2 separate regions of the Homo sapiens genome follow, and region 2 is linked to region 1. A link is an interaction called in ENCODE POLR2A ChIA-PET data of the cell type or tissue named here. Cell type or tissue: OCI-LY7. All regions are shown on one strand. Links, peaks and the distances in the headings refer to the core of each region. The heading gives the core; the rest is flanking DNA.

What was found. Peaks named below come from ENCODE experiments on the same cell type or tissue, not always from the same donor. Only the 100,000 strongest peaks of a DNase experiment are listed, where the experiment ranks them.
Region 2: POLR2A ChIA-PET joins it to region 1 with 11 read pairs; 3 of 35 experiments call an interaction of 5 or more read pairs at or near these places.

What each region holds. Positions count from the first base shown.
Region 1 is chr19:19,170,667-19,178,988 of GRCh38, reverse strand. All of the region lies in intron 5 of BORCS8-MEF2B (BORCS8-MEF2B readthrough), which reads left to right. It overlaps BORCS8 (BLOC-1 related complex subunit 8), which reads left to right. Exons shown (of 6, transcript NM_001145784.2): 6 at 1,529-2,083. Among named protein-coding and RNA genes, the nearest start is that of MEF2B, 4.6 kb to the right of the region's middle. RefSeq lists enhancers at 4,108-4,609, 6,253-6,859, 6,801-7,020, 7,803-8,322. In OCI-LY7, for the core only: a CTCF peak has its summit at 3,769 (motif pointing right); DNase peaks (open chromatin) are centred at 3,768, 6,728 and 7,359; H3K4me3 peaks cover 1,324 bases; H3K27ac peaks cover 2,604 bases.
Region 2 is chr19:19,357,592-19,365,913 of GRCh38, reverse strand. It overlaps MAU2 (MAU2 sister chromatid cohesion factor), which reads right to left. Exons shown (of 19, transcript NM_015329.4): 19 at 7,160-8,322. It overlaps LOC124904656 (a long non-coding RNA gene), which reads left to right. Exons shown (of 2, transcript XR_007067163.1): 2 at 6,953-7,203. Among named protein-coding and RNA genes, the nearest start is that of MAU2, 41 kb to the right of the region's middle. RefSeq lists enhancers at 729-838, 859-958. In OCI-LY7, for the core only: CTCF peaks have their summits at 4,466 and 4,667 (motif pointing right); DNase peaks (open chromatin) are centred at 823 and 4,653; H3K4me3 peaks cover 1,579 bases; H3K27ac peaks cover 1,827 bases.

The DNA of each region.
Region 1 (8,322 bases), core at 121-8,120:
CTTTTTTTTTCTCTCTTTTTTTTTTTTTTGAGATGGAGTCTCACTCTGTCACCCAGGCTAGAGTGCGGTGGTGCGATCTCGGTTCAGTGTAACCTCTGCCTGTCAGGTTCAAGCGATTATCCCGCTTCAGCCTCCCGAGTAGGTGGGACTACAGGTGCCTGCCACCTCGCCCGGCTAATTTTTGTATTTTTAGTAGAGATGGAATTTCAGCATGTTGGTCAGTCAGGTCTCGAACTCCCGACCTCAGGTGATCTGCCCGCCTCGGCCTCCCAAAGTCCTGGGATTATAGGCATGAGCCACTGCGCCCGGCCTCAGAGGCTTTCATTCCCACTTTTCCCCCAAAACTGCGCCTCTTTGGGGTCATCAGTGACCTTCGCAGGGTCAAGTCATCCCCCTCTCCTGTCCCAGGACCTTAAGCACTGCCCTGTTTTACAGAAGAGGAAACTGAGGCCCCGAGAGGTAAGGCAGCCAGCTCAGGGTCATCGCCCACGCCCAGAAATGCCAGGATTCCCACCCGGACCTCTGACCACCAAGCTCCACCTTAGTCTGGCCCGGGGTCATCCCTCAGGTGCTGCCTCATGCCTTGGGTCTGTCTCTCAGACCACCCTGGCCCTTGCCCCTGCTCCCCAGCCTGACTGAAGCTGGGCCAGGCAGAGACTGAAGACTGAACGAGTGTGGCCAGCATTCCTCCTGCACCTGCCCGGAGCCTCCAGGCCCAGCCGTCCATGTTCCCAGAAGTCCAGAAGTGGCTTTGCTGCTCCTGGACTCTCACTGGCCCCCCATCGACCCTTGGACCAATAACTGCCATCAAAATAATCCTGATTATGCACCTATCAAGTCCCTGGCCCTGGGCTAAAGTCTTCACAGGGGTCATCTCATTTCATCCTCAGCCCCAAAAGGCAGGTCTCACCCCCAAATACATATGGACAAAAAGAGGCTCTGCCGGGTGTGATGGCGGGCACCTGTAATCCCAGCTACTCAGGAGGTTGAGGCATGAGAATCGCTTGAACCCAGGAGGCAGAGGTTCCAGTGAGCCAAGATGGCGCCACTGCACTCCAGCCTGCGCGACAGAGCGAGACTTCGCACCCGCCGCCCCCCAACCAAAAAAAAAAAGGGCACAGTCAGAGAAGAGCAGAGCCCGGCTTGGTTTGGTCCCAGCCCTGCCTGCCTCTGATGTGCTGTGTGACATAGGCCTGGTGCTGGCCCTCTCTGGGTCTCCCTTTCTTTCTTCCTTTCTTTTCTTTTCTTTTCTTTTCTTTTCTTTTCTTTTCTTTTCTTTTCTTTTCTTTTCTCTTCCTTCCTTCCTTCCTTCCTTCCTTCCTTCCTTCCTTCCTTCCTTCCTTCCTTCTTTCTTTCTTTCTTTTGACAGGATCTGGCTGTCATCCAGGCTGGAGTGCAGTGGCACGATCTCGGCTCACTGCAACCTCTGCCTCCTGGGCTCAAGTGATCCTCCTGTCTCAGCCTCCCAAGTAGCTGGGACTACAGGCGCACACCACTACCCCCAGCTAATTTTTTGTATTTTTTGTAGAGACGGGGTTTCACCATGTTGGCTAGGCTGGTCTCAAACTCCTGAGCTCGTGATCCTCCCGCCTCAGCCTCCCAAAGTGCTGGGATTATAGGTGTGAGCCACCGCACCCAGCCTTGGTTCTCCCTTTCTTCATCTGGATAAGGAAGGCTGGACTGCACCTTCTCTACAGGCTGAGTTGGACATTCGCAGATCTACCCTCCCAACCTGCATTCTGCCTCAAGCAGCAACGCCCACCCCAGGCTCAGGCCACATGGAGAAGCCACCCCTAGTTCCAGTGGTGGATGTGGCACCTCGGCCTGGCCAATCAGAGCTCCCTTGTCCTAGGTTCCTAGTGATTGGTTTGAGATGGACACGTGACCCAATGAGCGACCTTTCCTGGGAGTTCTACCAGGAGCATCAGGAAGGTTGAGCTGGGTGTATGGGAACCAGGCCGGGGCGAGGGGTTCCGGGGGGACCTGAGAACATTGTGTGGAGCCCTGGATCCAACTGTACCTGACACTAGCCAATTTCATTTCTTCAGTTTCATGGACCCCTAAATTATGATTTTTGCCAAAATGGCTTTGAGTCCGTTTCTGCTGCTGTTTGCAGAAGGGCCTGCACTGACCACTGTGAATGCCAAGCCTGGGTGACCAGGCCTCCACAAGTTATGCATCTCCAAGGCCAGCTGTGTGCCAATGCAGTTACCCCAGAATCCCTTGTTCCAGTACAATGTATTAGGGAGGTCAGATAAGAGTTGTTTGGGGTCGAGGCAGGTTCCAGTCACTGCTCTGGGAGGGTCCCTCAGCTTGGCACTGTGGGGTGGTTGATGGAGACGGATGGGAAGAGCAGGGGTGTCCCGAGGGGAGACAGAGGGCATCCTGTTAGGACATCGGGCCTGTCAAGGCATCTGAAGGCCTGGAAAGGGGGTTCAGCCCTACCTCTCCTCCTTCTAGGTCACACTGGGGGGCCTCTGTGCCATTATCCCACCTCTCCACTGTCCTACTCAGCTTAGGAGTGGGGAGGAGCCTAAAGCCACCCCATTTAGGGCACTGATTGGTGTGTGGCCTCCAGAGTCCTTCTCCCTTCTTACCTGCTCTGAAGGCACCTCTCAATGTCCATCTGTCCTTCGTGCGACCATTTCTCCAGCAAACACTGGTATTTGTGAGCCAGCCCTCTTGCTCAGACCTTCAGGACAAACTGGCAGCAGAATGGGATTATTGCCTGCCTCCCAGGACCTGCCTAGGATGTCTGGGGCGCTAGGAGCTAGGGGTGAGGGAGGCAGGTGTGGGGGGCCCCACCAGACCCTTCTAGGGCTCTGAGTCACTCATAGCCCCTGGATGCAACCTCAACCAGCGACTAACAGTCATCTCTCTCTCTTTTTTTTTTGAGCTGGAGCCTCACTCTCGCCCAGGCTGGAGTGCAGTGGCGCGATCTCGGCTCACAATAACCTCTGCCGCCTGGGTTCAAGCCATTCTCCTACCTCAGCCTCCAGAATAGCTGGGATTATAGGCACCTGCCACTGCGCCCAACTAATTTTTGTAGTTTTAGTAGAGACGGGGTTTCACCATCTTGGCCAGACTGGTCTTGAACTCCTGACCTCGTTCTCCCAAAGTGCTGAGATTACAGGTGTGAGCCACCGTGCCCAGCCCAGTCATCTCTTAAAAGGAGTCTAGGCCGGGTGCGGTGGCACACGCTTGTAATCCCAGCACTTTGGGAAGTCAAGACTAGAGGAACCCCTGAGTCCAGGAGTTGGAGACCAGCCTGGCAACATGGAGAGACCCTGTCTCTATAAAAAAACAAAATAGCTGAGCATGGTGGCTCACGCCTGTAATCCCAGCACTTTGGGAGGCTGAGGTGGGCAGATCACCTGAGGTTAGGGGTTCAAGACCAGCCTGACCAATATGGTGAAACCCTGTCTCTACCAAAAATATAAAAAATTAGCCGGGTGTGGTGGTGCGCGCCTCTAATCCCAGCTACTTGGGAAGCTGAGGCAGGAGAATTGCTTGAACCCGGGAGGCAGAGGTTGCAGTGAGCCAAGATGGAGCCACTACACTCTAGCCTGGGTGACAGAGCGAGACTCTGTCTCAAAAAATAATAAATAAATAAATAGATAAAAGGGATCTGATCAAGACTCTGGGTTGTCAGACACCTCGTCACCCCGAGTCCAAGGGCTTGTGGGGGCGCTGGTTAATTTGCATCTCATTTGAATGCTCGATAGCCCTTTTTGCCTGGAGGGCGCCCCGCCCACTCTAGCCGCCAGGGGGCGCAAGAGGCAAAGCGTTGGCGGGAAGTTCAGCCTCCTAGCGGTCATTGTCTGCAGTCCTGGCTGGCCCTGGTGGGCACACTGTGACCCTCCACCCTTTTTCACCCTATATGCCCTCGCTCCCATTTTTCAGAGAGCAAACTGAGGTTCTGAGAGGCCAGAGGGCTCTCAGAACAAGAGCTCGCAGCCTCCCTTGTCAGGGTGGAGAGCAAGGGCACTCCTAGAGCTCACTCAATAGCATTTACTGGCCAGGCGCGGGGGCTCACACCTGTAATCCCAGCGCTTTCGGAGGCCGAGGTGGGCGGATCACTTGACGTCAGGAGTTGGAGACCAGCCTGGCCAACATGATGAAACCTCGTCTCTACTGAAAATACAAAAATTAGCTGGGTGTGGTGCATGCCTGTAATCCCCAGCTACTCTGGAGGCTGAGGCAGGAGAATCGCTTGAGCCCGGGAGGTGGAGGTTGCAGTGAGCCGAGATCACGCCACTGCACTCCAGCGTGGGCGACAGAGGTAGACTCCATTTCAAAAAACACCCAGCTGGGCATGGTGGGTCACGCCTGTAATCCCAGCACTTTGGGAGCCCGAGGCGGGTGGATTACGAGGTCAGGAGATTGAGACCGTCGTGGCCAACATGGTGAAACCCCATCTCTACTAAAAATACAAAAATTAGCTGGCTGTGGTGAGCACCTGTAATCCTAGCTACTCGGGAGGCTGAGGCAGCAGAATGACTTGAACCCGGGAGGTGGAGATTGCAGTGAGCCGAGATTGCGCCACTGCACTCCAGCCTGGCGACAGAGCCAGACTCCGTCTCAAAAAAAAAAAAAAAAAAAATTTAACTCCCGGCAGAACTCCAGAGATAGGCAGCTAGAAGAGAGACAGTGAGCTCTCCGTGCCATGGGGCATCCAAACAGAAGCATAGTGCTCACGAGGCTGGAGATCACCCAGAAAGGATCCCAACCCTGATCTGCAGATGGGGTAAAAGGAGACCCATACAGGGCAGCGACCTGCCCCCTGCTCCGTCCACAGTGGTCAGGACAAGAATCAGACTTCCGCTGGGTTTTTGTCCTTAGCCATTGGTGTGAGTCCTGGTTTTTATTTCAGACCTACTCCTCTGGGTTCCCGGAGAGTCCTGCACACTCAGGCCCCTGGAAAGCCTTTTTTTTTTTTTTTCTTTTCCCTACAGTATCCCTGAACAAGGCTTCTGGGTGCCCCAGGCTTATCCCCCACTCCCTTTCACTGCTTAGACCTTCTTTGAGATTCTCCAGTTCTTCAAGAAACCCATGGAGGCTGTGCGCAATGGCTCATATCCATAATCCTAGCTCTTTTGGAGGCCAAGGCAGGAGGATCGCTTAAGCCCAGGAGTTCGAGACCAGCCTGGGCAACAAGCGAGACACCCAGTGCACCTCAAAAAAAAATTTAAAAATTAGCCAGGTGTGGTAGTGCATTCCTATAGTCCCAGCTACTTGGTAGATGGAAGCGAGAGGATCACTTGAGCCCAGGAGTTCAAGGCTGCAGTGAGCCATGATTGTACCACTGCACTCCAGCCTGGGCAACAGAGCAACTCTGTCTCTAAAAAATGAAAAGAAAGAAACCCGTGGAGACACCCCTTTGGTGCCACCATGCACTGGGCCCGGGCCCAAGGAACCCCCAGGCTGGGGGACACAGAACCAGCCACATACTCTACCCCGCCCCCTGGATCAGTGCTAAGCTGGAAGGAAGGGTGGGGAGGTGGAAGGATCCTAAGTGGTAAGAGGATAGGAAGGCTTTTGGAGGAGGGAACATTGGAGGTGGGCCTTAAGGGCTCCTATTATCCCCACTTCTTCTTTTTTTTTTTTTTTTTTTCTTTTTTGAGACAGAGTCTTGCTCTTGTCACCCAGGCTGGAGTACAGTGGCGTGATCTTGGCTCACTGCAACCTCCACCTCCCGGGTTCAAGCAATTCTCCTGCCTCAGCCTCCTGAGTAGCTGGGATTACAGGTGTGTGCCACCATGCCTGGCTTTTTTTTTTTTCTTTTTTTTTTCGAGACAGAGTCTCGCTCTGTCGCCCAGGTTGGAGTGCAGTGGCACGATCTTGGCTCACTGCAAGCTCCGCCTCCCAGGTTCACGCCATTCTCCTGCCTCAGCCTCCCGAGTAGCTGGGACTACAGGCGCCTGCCACCACGCCTGGCTAATTTTTTGTATTTTCAGTAGAGACGGGGTTTCACCGTGTTAGTGAGGATGGTCTCGATCTCCTGACCTCGGGATCCACCCACCTCGGCCTCCCAAAGTGCTGGGATTACAGGCGTGAGCCACCGCGCCCAGCCTATCCACACTTCTCATATGAGCAAAGAGGCCCCAAGGGGTGCAGTGACCATCCTGAGGTCACACAGTGAGTGGGCGGCACAGCTGGGATGGGGACTCAGGGTTCTTTAACCTCAGGGCCCTCCCTACCTACTGGGTCACACATCCTTATCATGGAAGGTCCTTCAAAGCCTTCTCCTGGGAGAGGGGAGAGAATCTGGAGGAGGGAGACAGCGGGGGCAGCTTCTCCACCTCCCCCAGCCTCCCACCCTAGCCTTCTCCTCCATCCCCCACCCACCACCTCCCCCATCTCCCAGACCTGCTTCCCAGGTCACTCTTCTCCCTCACCACCCACTCTGGACCCTTCTATCCCTTCCTCCTCACAACCTTCCCTTCTACCTTCCAACCTCTTACTCTAGCAACTAAGGGTGTCCCTTCATCTGAGAAGAATGAGGTTAAGACTCTTGGTGGCCCTGCTAGGGGACACAATTAGTGGTTGGGGAAGGTATAGGATAGGAACAGAGGCAAAAGGACACGGGACAGACCATGAATAACAAGATGGTGCCCACCAGAAGGAGGGGGCTGGGGAGTTGGGGTGCATAAGGGCCAGCCCCAGCCAGCTTCGCTCTGCTGGGCTAGCCCTTCCCCCAGAGCTGGCCCAGCTGCCGGCCTCACGTAACCAGAGCCTGCCTGTTGCATCAGAGGTGGGCGGGTGGCCTCCGGTAAACAGAGCAGCCCTCCGGGGGCCCAGGGCTCCCCAGCCACCTCCACACTCCCCAAGCCTTGTTCTGCACCATGGAGTGGAGGCAGAAGCCCCCAGCCTGGCCCAGGCCCTGGCATGTCCTTGGGGCACCCCAGTGTATGGCACTGGGCACTGGATGGGGACAGGAGGGACCCACTGATGACACAGTATGAACTCTATAGTTTTCATGTCCAAAGAGAAAGTTGTGCTCAGACTAGAGGCCCACACTGCCCATGTCACAGACGGGTAAACTGAGGTGTGGGGAGAGACACAAGCCTCCCAGGCCCCCTGTTCCCTGTCTCAGTGTCCCCCACACTCCAGCATCTGCCACATGCCTCCCCCTGAGTTTGGGGGACCAGCCCCTCTCTTCTCTGGAGGAGATGGACACCAGGCAGCTTTGCAGCCCCATTGCTCTCCACCTGTATCTGCCCCTCCTCTTCACCCCCTGCCCGCTATACTGGCTTCACCTTCCTCATCTTCCCCGGCCAGAGAATGTTCTATGCTCTTCCTCTGCACTTTTGCAAGTGCTTTTCCCTCTTGAAAAAGCCCTTCTCGGGTCTTGTGTAGTGGCTCACACCTGTAATCTCAGCACCTTGGGAGGCCGAGGAGGAAGGATCTCTTAAGCCCAGGAGTTTGGGACCAGCCTGGGCAACATAGTGAGACATCCTCTCTTAAAAAAAACAAAATTAGCTGGACCTGGTGGTGGCCTGCCTGTAGTCCCAGCTGCTGGGGAGGCTAAGTTGGGAGGATTGCTTGAGCCTAGGAGGTCGAGGCTGCAGTGAGCTATGATCATGCCACTGCACTCCAGCCTGGGCAACACAGTGAGATCCTGCCTTGAAGAAAAAAACAAGAAAAACCTTTCTCCTAGTGGCAAACTCCTACACATACTTGAAAGCCCAGCACAAATGCCCTCTCTTCTGAGAAACCCTCCCTGACTCCTCTGGCACAGCCCTTGCCCCAATTCTGGCCTGTCCCAGCCTCCCATCCCTCCTCTGGCCCAAGCCTGACCCCACAGGGTTAGGGGAGTGCATGGATCCCCTGCCTGCCCCAGACGGGCCGGGGGCTTCTCCAGAAGTGCCCATCCCAGAGCCATCTTTATCCTGTAATTCTTTTCACATTGATACATTCACCAACCCCTGCTCTGATCTTCCTGTGGGTCTGGCCTGTGCTGGGATCCCAGGGGAAGGGGTGGATTTAGAGTTCTGGGCTGGGGTCCAATCCTGGAAGGCCCCTCACAGCTGACCTTTGAAGTTTAGAAAACAGCCTTTAGCGGGGAGAGGTAAGGAGAGGGAAGTGGTTGGTGGAAGCAGTGTGGTTGTCTTGGACTGTGGAGGGGCAGGCGGTGCGGGCTTGAGGGACCAGTAGCTGCGGAGGGTCTGTCACTCCCTGTGGGAGCACATATCTGGCCCCAGGAGGCACAGTTGAGTGAGGCCACACAGGCCACCCGAGAGCCCCGTCTTGCAGTCTTTCCATTCTAGCGAGCGCGAGGGTCAGCGTTGCCTGCGAGAAGGGCTTGGTTCCTCGGGGCGA
Region 2 (8,322 bases), core at 160-8,159, 190 kb before region 1:
GTCTTGAACTCCTGACCTCAAGTAGTCTTCCCGCCTTGGCTTCCCAAAGTGCTGGGATTCAGGCATGAGCCACCGTGTCCCTCCTCTTTCAATATTCTTATGTTGAAATGTGATTGTATTTTTTTTTTTTTTTGAGACGGAGTCTCGCTGTTGTCACCCAGGCTGGAGTGCAACAGCACGATCTCAGCTCAGGTGTGAGCCACCGCGCCTGGCCTGTTTTTTCTTTTTTTTTTTTTTAACTGAGTCTCACTCTGTCACCCAGGCTGGAGTGCAGTGGCATGATCTCGGCTCACTGCAAGCTCTGCCGCCACGAGGGCCGGCTAATTTTTTGTATTTTTAGTAGAGACGGAGTTTCACCGTGTTAGCCAGGATGGTCTCCATCTCCTGACGTCATGATCTGCCCACCTTGGCCTCCCAAAGTGCTGGGATTACAGGCGTGAGCCATTGCGCTCGGTCCTCTGTTTTTTATTTATTTTTCAGACAGGGTCTTGATCTGTCGCTCAGGCTGGAATGCCGTGGTGGGATCATGGCTCACTCCAGCCTTGAACTCCTGGGCTCAAGTGATCCTCTGCCTCAGCTTCCCCAGTAGATGGGACTATGGGTGCGCACCACCATGCCCGGCTAATTTTTTTGTATTTTTTGTACAGACAGGGTGTCACCATGTTGCCCAGGCTGCTCTTGAACTCCTGAGCTCAAGTGATTCTCCTGTCTTGGCCTCCCAAAGTTTTGGGATTACAGTCGTGAGCCACTGCACCCAGCCTGTGATTGTATTTTGGAGGTGGGGCCTCTGGGAGATGATTATGTCATGAGGGTGGAGCTAGAGAGCGGGAAGCAAACCAGGAAGCAGGCCCTCGCCAGACTCCGAATCTGCTGGCACCTTGATTTTGAATTTCCCAGCCTCTAGATCAGTAAGAAATAAGTATTTGTTGTTTGTAAGCCCCTCAGTCTATGGTAATTTGTCAAAGCAGCCGGAATAGGAGGAGACAGGATGTGAGGTGGCCACTGCGAGGATTTCTGCCTGCGTATATTTCCTCAGGTGCTGGGTTCTAGAAGCTGTGTTCAAAAGAAAGTTGTCCATTTTCTTTTTTATTTTTATTATTATTTTTAGAGACCGGTTCTCACTCTGTTGCTCAGACTGGATTGCAGAGCTGCAATCGTGGCTCACTGCAGCCTCGACCTCCCAGGCTGAAGCAATCCTTCCACCTCAGACTCCTGAGTAGCTGGGACTATAGGCACACACCACTATGCCTAGCAATTTTTTTTTTTGTTTTTTGAGACGGAGTCTCGCTCTGTCACCCAGGCTGGAGTGCAGCGGCGCGATCTCAGCTCTGCCACCCAGATTCAAGTGATTATCCTGCCCAAGCCTCCTGAGTAGCTGGGATTACAGGCACCCACCACCAAGCCCTGCTAATTTTTGTATTTTTAGTAGAGACGGGGTTTCACCATGTTGGCCAGGCTGGTCTCGAACTCCTGACCTCAGGTGATCCACCTGCCTCGGCCTCCCAAAGTGCTGGGATTATAGGCATGAGCCACCATGCCCGGCCGCCTGGCAATTTTAAATTTAAAAAAAAAAGTGTTTTTTTTGTTTTTTCGAGAGGGAGTCTAGCTCTGTCAACCAGGCTGGACTGCAGTGGCGTGATCTTGGCTTACTGCAACCTCCACCTCCTGGATTCAAGTGATTCTCCTGCCTCAGCCTCCCACGTATCTGGGATTACAGGTGTGCACCACCGTGGCTGGCTAATTTTTGCATTATTTTATTTTTATTTTTATTTATTTTATTATTACTTTTTTTTAGATGGAATCTCACTCTGTGGTCCAGGCTGGAGGGCAGTGGCCTGATCTCAGCTCACCACAACCTCCAACCTCCCGGATTCAAGCGATTCTCATGCCTCAGTCTCCTGAGTAGCTAGGATTTACAGGTGCCCACCACCATGCCCGGCTAATTTTTTTGTATTTTTAGTAGAGATGGGATTTCACCATGTTGGCCAGGCTGGTCTCAAACTCCTGAGCTTAGGTGATCCATCTGCCTTGGCCCCCCAAAGTGCTGGGATTACAGGTGTGAGCCACCTCGCCCTGCCAGGTTTATTTATTTTTGAGAGGGAGTCTTGCCCTGTTGCCCAGGCTGGACTGCAGTGGCGTGATCTTGGCTCACTGCAACTTCTGCCTCCTGGGTTCAAGCGATTCTCCTGCCCCAGCCTCCCGAGTAGCTGAGATTACAGGCACCCGCTACCACGGCTGGCTAATTTTTATATTTTAGTAGAGACAGGGTTTCACTATGTTGGTCAGGCTGGTCTCAAACTCCTGACCTCGGCCGGGCGCAGTGGCTCATGCCTGTAATCCCAGCACTTTGGGAGGCCGAGGCGGGCGGATCACGAGGTCAGGAGATGGAGACCACGGTGAAACCCCATCTCTACTAAAAATACAAACAATTAGCTGGGCGCGGTGGCGGGCGCCTGTAGTCCCAGCTACTAAGGAGGCTGAGGCAGGAGAATGGCGTGAACCCAGGAGGCAGAGCTTGCAGTGAGCTGAGATCGCGCCACTGCACTCCAGCCTGGGCGACAGAGCGAGACTCCATCTCAAAAACAAAACAAAACAAAACAAAAACAAAACAAAACAAAACAAAAAAAACTGCTGACCTCAAATGATCTCCCTGCCTTGGCCTCCCAAAGTGCTGGGATTACAGGCGTGAGGCACCATGCCTGGCTGATTTTAATTTTTTTTTTTTTTTGAGATGGAGTCTCACTCCATCACCCAGGCTGGAGTACAATGGTGCCATCTTGGCTCACTGCCACCTCTGCCTCCTGGGGTCACTGTCTTCTGCCTCAGCCTCCAAGTAGCTGGGATTAGAGGCGTGCAGCACCACACCCAGCTGATTTTTGTATTTTTAGTAGAGACTGTGTTTCGCTATGTTGGCCACATTGGTCTTGAACTCGCGACCTCAGGTGATCCACCTGCCTCGGCCTCCCAACATGGTGGGATTACAGACATGAGCCACCACGTCCAGCTGATTTTAAATTTTTTATAGAGACAAAGTCTTGCTACGTTGCCCAGGTTGGTCTCAAACTCCTGGCCTCAAGTGATACGCCTGCCTCGGCCTCCCAAAGTACTGGGATTACAGGCAGATGTTTTATTTTTTATAGAGACGGGGTCTTGCTACGTTGCCCAGGCTAGTCTCAAACTTTTGGACCTGAACCATCATCCCATCTCAGCCTCCTAAGGAGCTGGGACTACAGGTATGCTCCACCACATCTGGCTTCTATCATTTGTTTTTTGTTTCACTATGTTTTGTTTAGAGAGCGGGTCTCACTCTGTCACCCAGGCTGGAGTGCAGTGGGGCGATCATAGCTTGCTGCAGCCTCAACCTCCTGGGCTCAAGCGATCCTCCTGCCTCAACCTCCCTCCCGCCTCATCCTCTAAGTGGATGAGGGATGACATGGATGAGGACATGGCTTGTGGGAAAAGGAAGGTCACTCACTTCCTGAGTCAGGGTCCCATGGATGCTGCACAGGGCATAGCCTACTCGGAAATGACTCAACAGGAGGAGCTGTGTGACCCTAGTCTGCCGGGCGCCCAGGCCAAGGTGACTGCCTGGGTGTAGGCTTTGTGTGAAACATTGGTCAACCCAGGATAGACCTGCTGTCCACATGCAGGTTCACACCTCCCAGCTGGGGGCTGCACACCTGCTGGAAAGGTGGCTGGTCCCATGGCAGGCTCGTCATGCTGTGCTCTGGTCCAGCTCAGGTTCAAGATGTGAATCCCATGCAGGGGCTGGAGAGGTATGAGATGGGCCAGATGGGCCCCTGCCTGTCTGTCTGGAGAAGATGATGTCCAAGCTGATGATGAAGGATAAGCAGAGTCTACCTTGAGTGAAAAGGCTGCCTGGTGCTGAACTGGTGGGGATGGGGCAGAAGGAGCCCAGGCATCGATGGTTGGGGTGCTGTGATCACCATGTTGAGACTCAAACACTCGCACAGGGCCGGTGTGGTGTCTCACGACTGTAATCCCAGCACTTTGGGAGTCCAAGGTGGGAGGATTGCTTGAGCTCAGGAGTTGGAGACCAGCCTGGCCAACATGGTGAAACCCTGTGTCTACTAAAAAATACAAAAAAATTAGCTGGGAATGGAGGCAGGTGCCTGTAATCCCAGCTACTCGGGAGGCTGAGGCAGGAGAATCTCTTGAATCTGGGAGGCAGAGGTTGCAGTGAGCCGAGATCACACCACTGCACTCCAGCCCGGGCAACAGTGCAAGACTCCATCTCAAAAAAAAAAAAAAAATTAACCGGGTGTGGTGGCACGTATCTATAGTCCCAGCTACACAGGAGGATGAGGCAGGAGGGTCGCTTGGGCCAGGGCGTTTGAGGCTGCAGTGAGGCTCAAGTGATTGCACCACTGCACTCCTGCCCGGGCAACAGAGTGAGACTCTGTCTCTAAACGACACATAGCAAAACAAAATACAAAAACGTTGCACATCCAGCAGAGCCCCTTGGGGCTCGAGGCTAAGATGGCTTGTGTATCTCTCATGGGGAACTAACCTGAGAGTGACATGAGGGCCTTCACACCATATGTGTGTGCTGAGCGGCCCTGTCTGTCCACAATAAAGACACAGGGAAAGCCCAGGAGAATTGAAAACACGTGGTCCAGCCAAAACTCACAGAGCAGCACTATTCACAGTCGCCACAAGGGGGAAGCAACCCGAATGTCCATAAAAGGATGGATAAGGCCGGGCACCGTGGTTCACGGTGGTAATCCCAGCACTTTGGGAGGCCAAGGCGGGCAGATCACTTGAGTCCAGGAGTTCAAGACCAGCCTGGGCAACAAGGTGAAACCCCATGTCTAGAAAATATAGAAAAATTAGCCTGGCATGGTGGTGCCTGTCATTCCAGCTATTTGGGGGGCTGAGGTGGGAGGATCCCTTGAGCCTGGGAGGTGGAGGTTGCAGTGAGCTGAGATCATACCACTGCACTGGGCTATAGAGCAAGATCCTGTCTCAAGAAAAAAAAAAAAAAGCCGGGTGCAGTGGCTTATGCTTGTAATCCCAGCGCTTTGAGAGGCCGAGGCAGGTGGATCACAAGGTCAGGGGTCTGAGACCAGCCTGGCTAATATGGTGAAACCTCATCTCTACTAAAAATCCAAAAATTATCTGGGCTTGGTGGTATGCGCCTGTAGTCCCAGCTACTCAGGAGACTGAGGCAGGAGAATTGCTTGACCCTAGGAAGCAAAGGTTGCAGTGAGCCGAGATCAACCCACTGCACTCCAGCCTGGGTGACAGAGCAAGACCCTGTCTCAAAAAAAAAAAAAAAAGATCAACAGTTTGGTCCATCCATATAATGGGATATTATTCACTCATAAAAGGAACAAAGCAATGATCCATGCTACAGTGCAGATGAACCTTGAAAACATAGTGCTGAGAGATCCCAGGCTACAAGAGGTCACAGGGTATGAGATTCCATTGATATAAAATATCCAGAACAGGCAAATTCACAGACAGGAAGCAGATTACTAGTTGCCAGGGGCTTGGGGAGGGAGGAGGAATGAGGAGTGACTGCTGATGGCAATGAATCTCCTTTTGGGGGAATGAAAATGTCCCAGAACTAGATAGAGATGATAACTGTGCAACACTGTGAACGTACTGAATACCACTGAGCAGTCCACTTTACAGATAATACTATTTTATATACATATAAAATAGAGCAAGACTCTGTCTCTGCTAATATCCTCCTGGGTTCAAGTAATCCTCCCGCCTCAGCCTCCTAAGTAACTGGGACTACAGGAACACACCACCATGCCTGGCTATTTTTTTTTTTCGAGGTAGAGTCTCCCTCTCTCGCCCAGGCAGTGGTGTGATCTTGGTTCATTGCAAACTCTGCCTCCGGGTTCAAGCGATTCTCCTGCTTCAGCCTCCCGAGTAGCTGGGATTACAGTTGTGCGCCACCATACCGGCTAATTTTTATATTTTGTATTTGTATTTATTTATTTTTTGAGAGAGAGAGTCTTACTCTGTCACCCAGGCTGGAGCACAGTATCAGGATCTTGGGTCACTGAAACCCTCCACTCCCTGGTGCAAGTGAATCTCCTGCCTCAGCCTCCTGAGTAGCTGGGACTACAAGTGCACGCCACCACACCCGGCTAATTTTTGTATTTTTAGTAGAGACAGGGTTTCACTATGGTGGCCAGGCTGGTCTCAACTCTTGGCCTTAAGTGATCCGCCCACCTCGGCTTCCCAAAGTGCTGGGATTACTGGCTTGAGCCACGGCACCTGGTTGCCTGGCTAATTTTTATACATTTTTTGTAGAGACTAGGTCTCACTATGTAGCCCAGGCTGTTCTTGAACTCCTGGGCTCAAGGGATCCTCCTGCCTCGGCCTCCCAAAGTACTGGGATTACAGGCGTAAGCCAGCACAACCTGCAAAAAAAGTTAAATTTGTTATGGTAATTTCACCTCCAAACAAAAAAATCTGGGCAAATAACTCCCCTCACTCCCAGGTGTATGGAGGCTGGTCCCCTCTAAGAATGCAGGGACCGGCTGGGCGCGGTGGCTCAGGCCTGTAATCCCAGCACTTTGGGATGCCAAGGCAGGTGGATCACGAGGTCAGGAGTTCAAGACCAGCCTGGCCAACACAGTGAAATGCTGTTCCTACTAAAAATACAAAAAATTAGCTGGGCTTGGTGGCGGGCACCTGTAATCCCAGCTACTTGGGAGGCTGAGGCAGGAGTATCGCTTGAACCTGGGAGGTGGAGGTTGCAGTGAGCAGAGATCGCGCCTCTGCACTCCAGCCTGGGCGACAGTGCAAGACTCCATCTCAAACAACAACAACAACAAAAAAAAACACAGGGACCAGGACACCTGGGTGCATGAGGGAGTCTGCCCCTGAGAGGGCTGGGAAGGGAGGATTCCAGGAGCAGGCTGCTGAAGGCCTCATATGCTGATGGAGCATGGGGTTCCTTCCTCTCTAGGCGAGGCCAGACCAGAGGAAAATGATCAGTGGAGGAGATGGGGACTCAGGCTTCCATTCACGTCATCTGGCTCAGGATTTGGGGACTGCATCCTCATGCTGAAGACCCCGCCACAGAGGGGGCCCCTGTGGGCATGGCAGCAAGGGTGGCAGCCGTCTTTGGGATGGCTCACAAAGCGGACAGAGGAAACAACAAAGACACAGCACGTGGCTCCTGTAAGTCATTTTACTTTGAATATATAGGAAACAAAATCCACAAACAGGAAGCTATGTTCTATGGTTATGTCTTTTAAACAATGTTCTGTATTTACAAATTGTTTTTTTCCCTAAGTAAAAGCACCAGCTGAAAAGTTATAGGCTGCTAAAACCGTTACAAATATTACAAACCCATTAAAAGACATTATGCCAAACGTACTTATTAAAAACCTTAACAAAACGAAGAGACAACTGACAACGCAACCAACCAATTGAGCCACCATGCTGGGCTGGGTGGCAGTTCCAATTTCCTTGCCTGTGTTTCTGATAAACGGGGCTGGGAGTGCTTATCCCAGGGAGAGGATCCTCGCCCACCGGCAGGTGACTACAGGGACAGAGCTGGGGAGAGGCAGCTGTGTCTCAAGGAAACATGGCAGCCTCACTTCCTGCTGTAGGTGGCCTCCTGGTCAGACCCCCTCAACCCACAGGACAAGGGCAGAGGCATACAGGAGGGTCTGGCCAGCTTTCGGCTGTTCATCTGTCAACAGAATGCCTTTCTGCGACCTTGTCCTCATCCACTGAAGGGTTTGGAGTTTTTGTTTTTTCCTAGACACTTAGCTACAGGACACTGTGTGATGTGTCCTCAGGGACTTGCTGTCTGCCTTCCATTGTTTTTTTTTTTTTTTTTGAGACAAAGTCTCACCGTCACCCAGGCTGGAGTGCAGTGTCGCGATCATGCTCACTGCAGCCTCAATCTCCTGGGCTCAAGTGATCCTCCTGCCTCAGCCTCCCAGTTAGCTGGGACTACAGGCATGCGCCACCGTGTCTGGCCTCTATTCTTGCAATTGAATGAGATGCTATGAGGCGCTGAGCGACCCACAGGAAAGTACTTATCAAAAGCTTTGTGTCATGAGAAGATGCGGCTGTGGAAGGAGGTTCAAAGCTTGCACACACGCACACACACACATGCACATGATTTGGCTTCCATAAAGCTCGAGTAGAATATTAAATATTGAGTACTGAGTTTTTAATTGTAAACTTAAGATCTCATCCTTAACTTTACATATACATAGATAACAGGGTGGTCATGAAAAGCACTTTAACATCAGGACAGATGTTAAGTTCTGAGGTTCTGTTTTCAACTGCTCTACATACAAAATGCCCTACAAGCAAAGA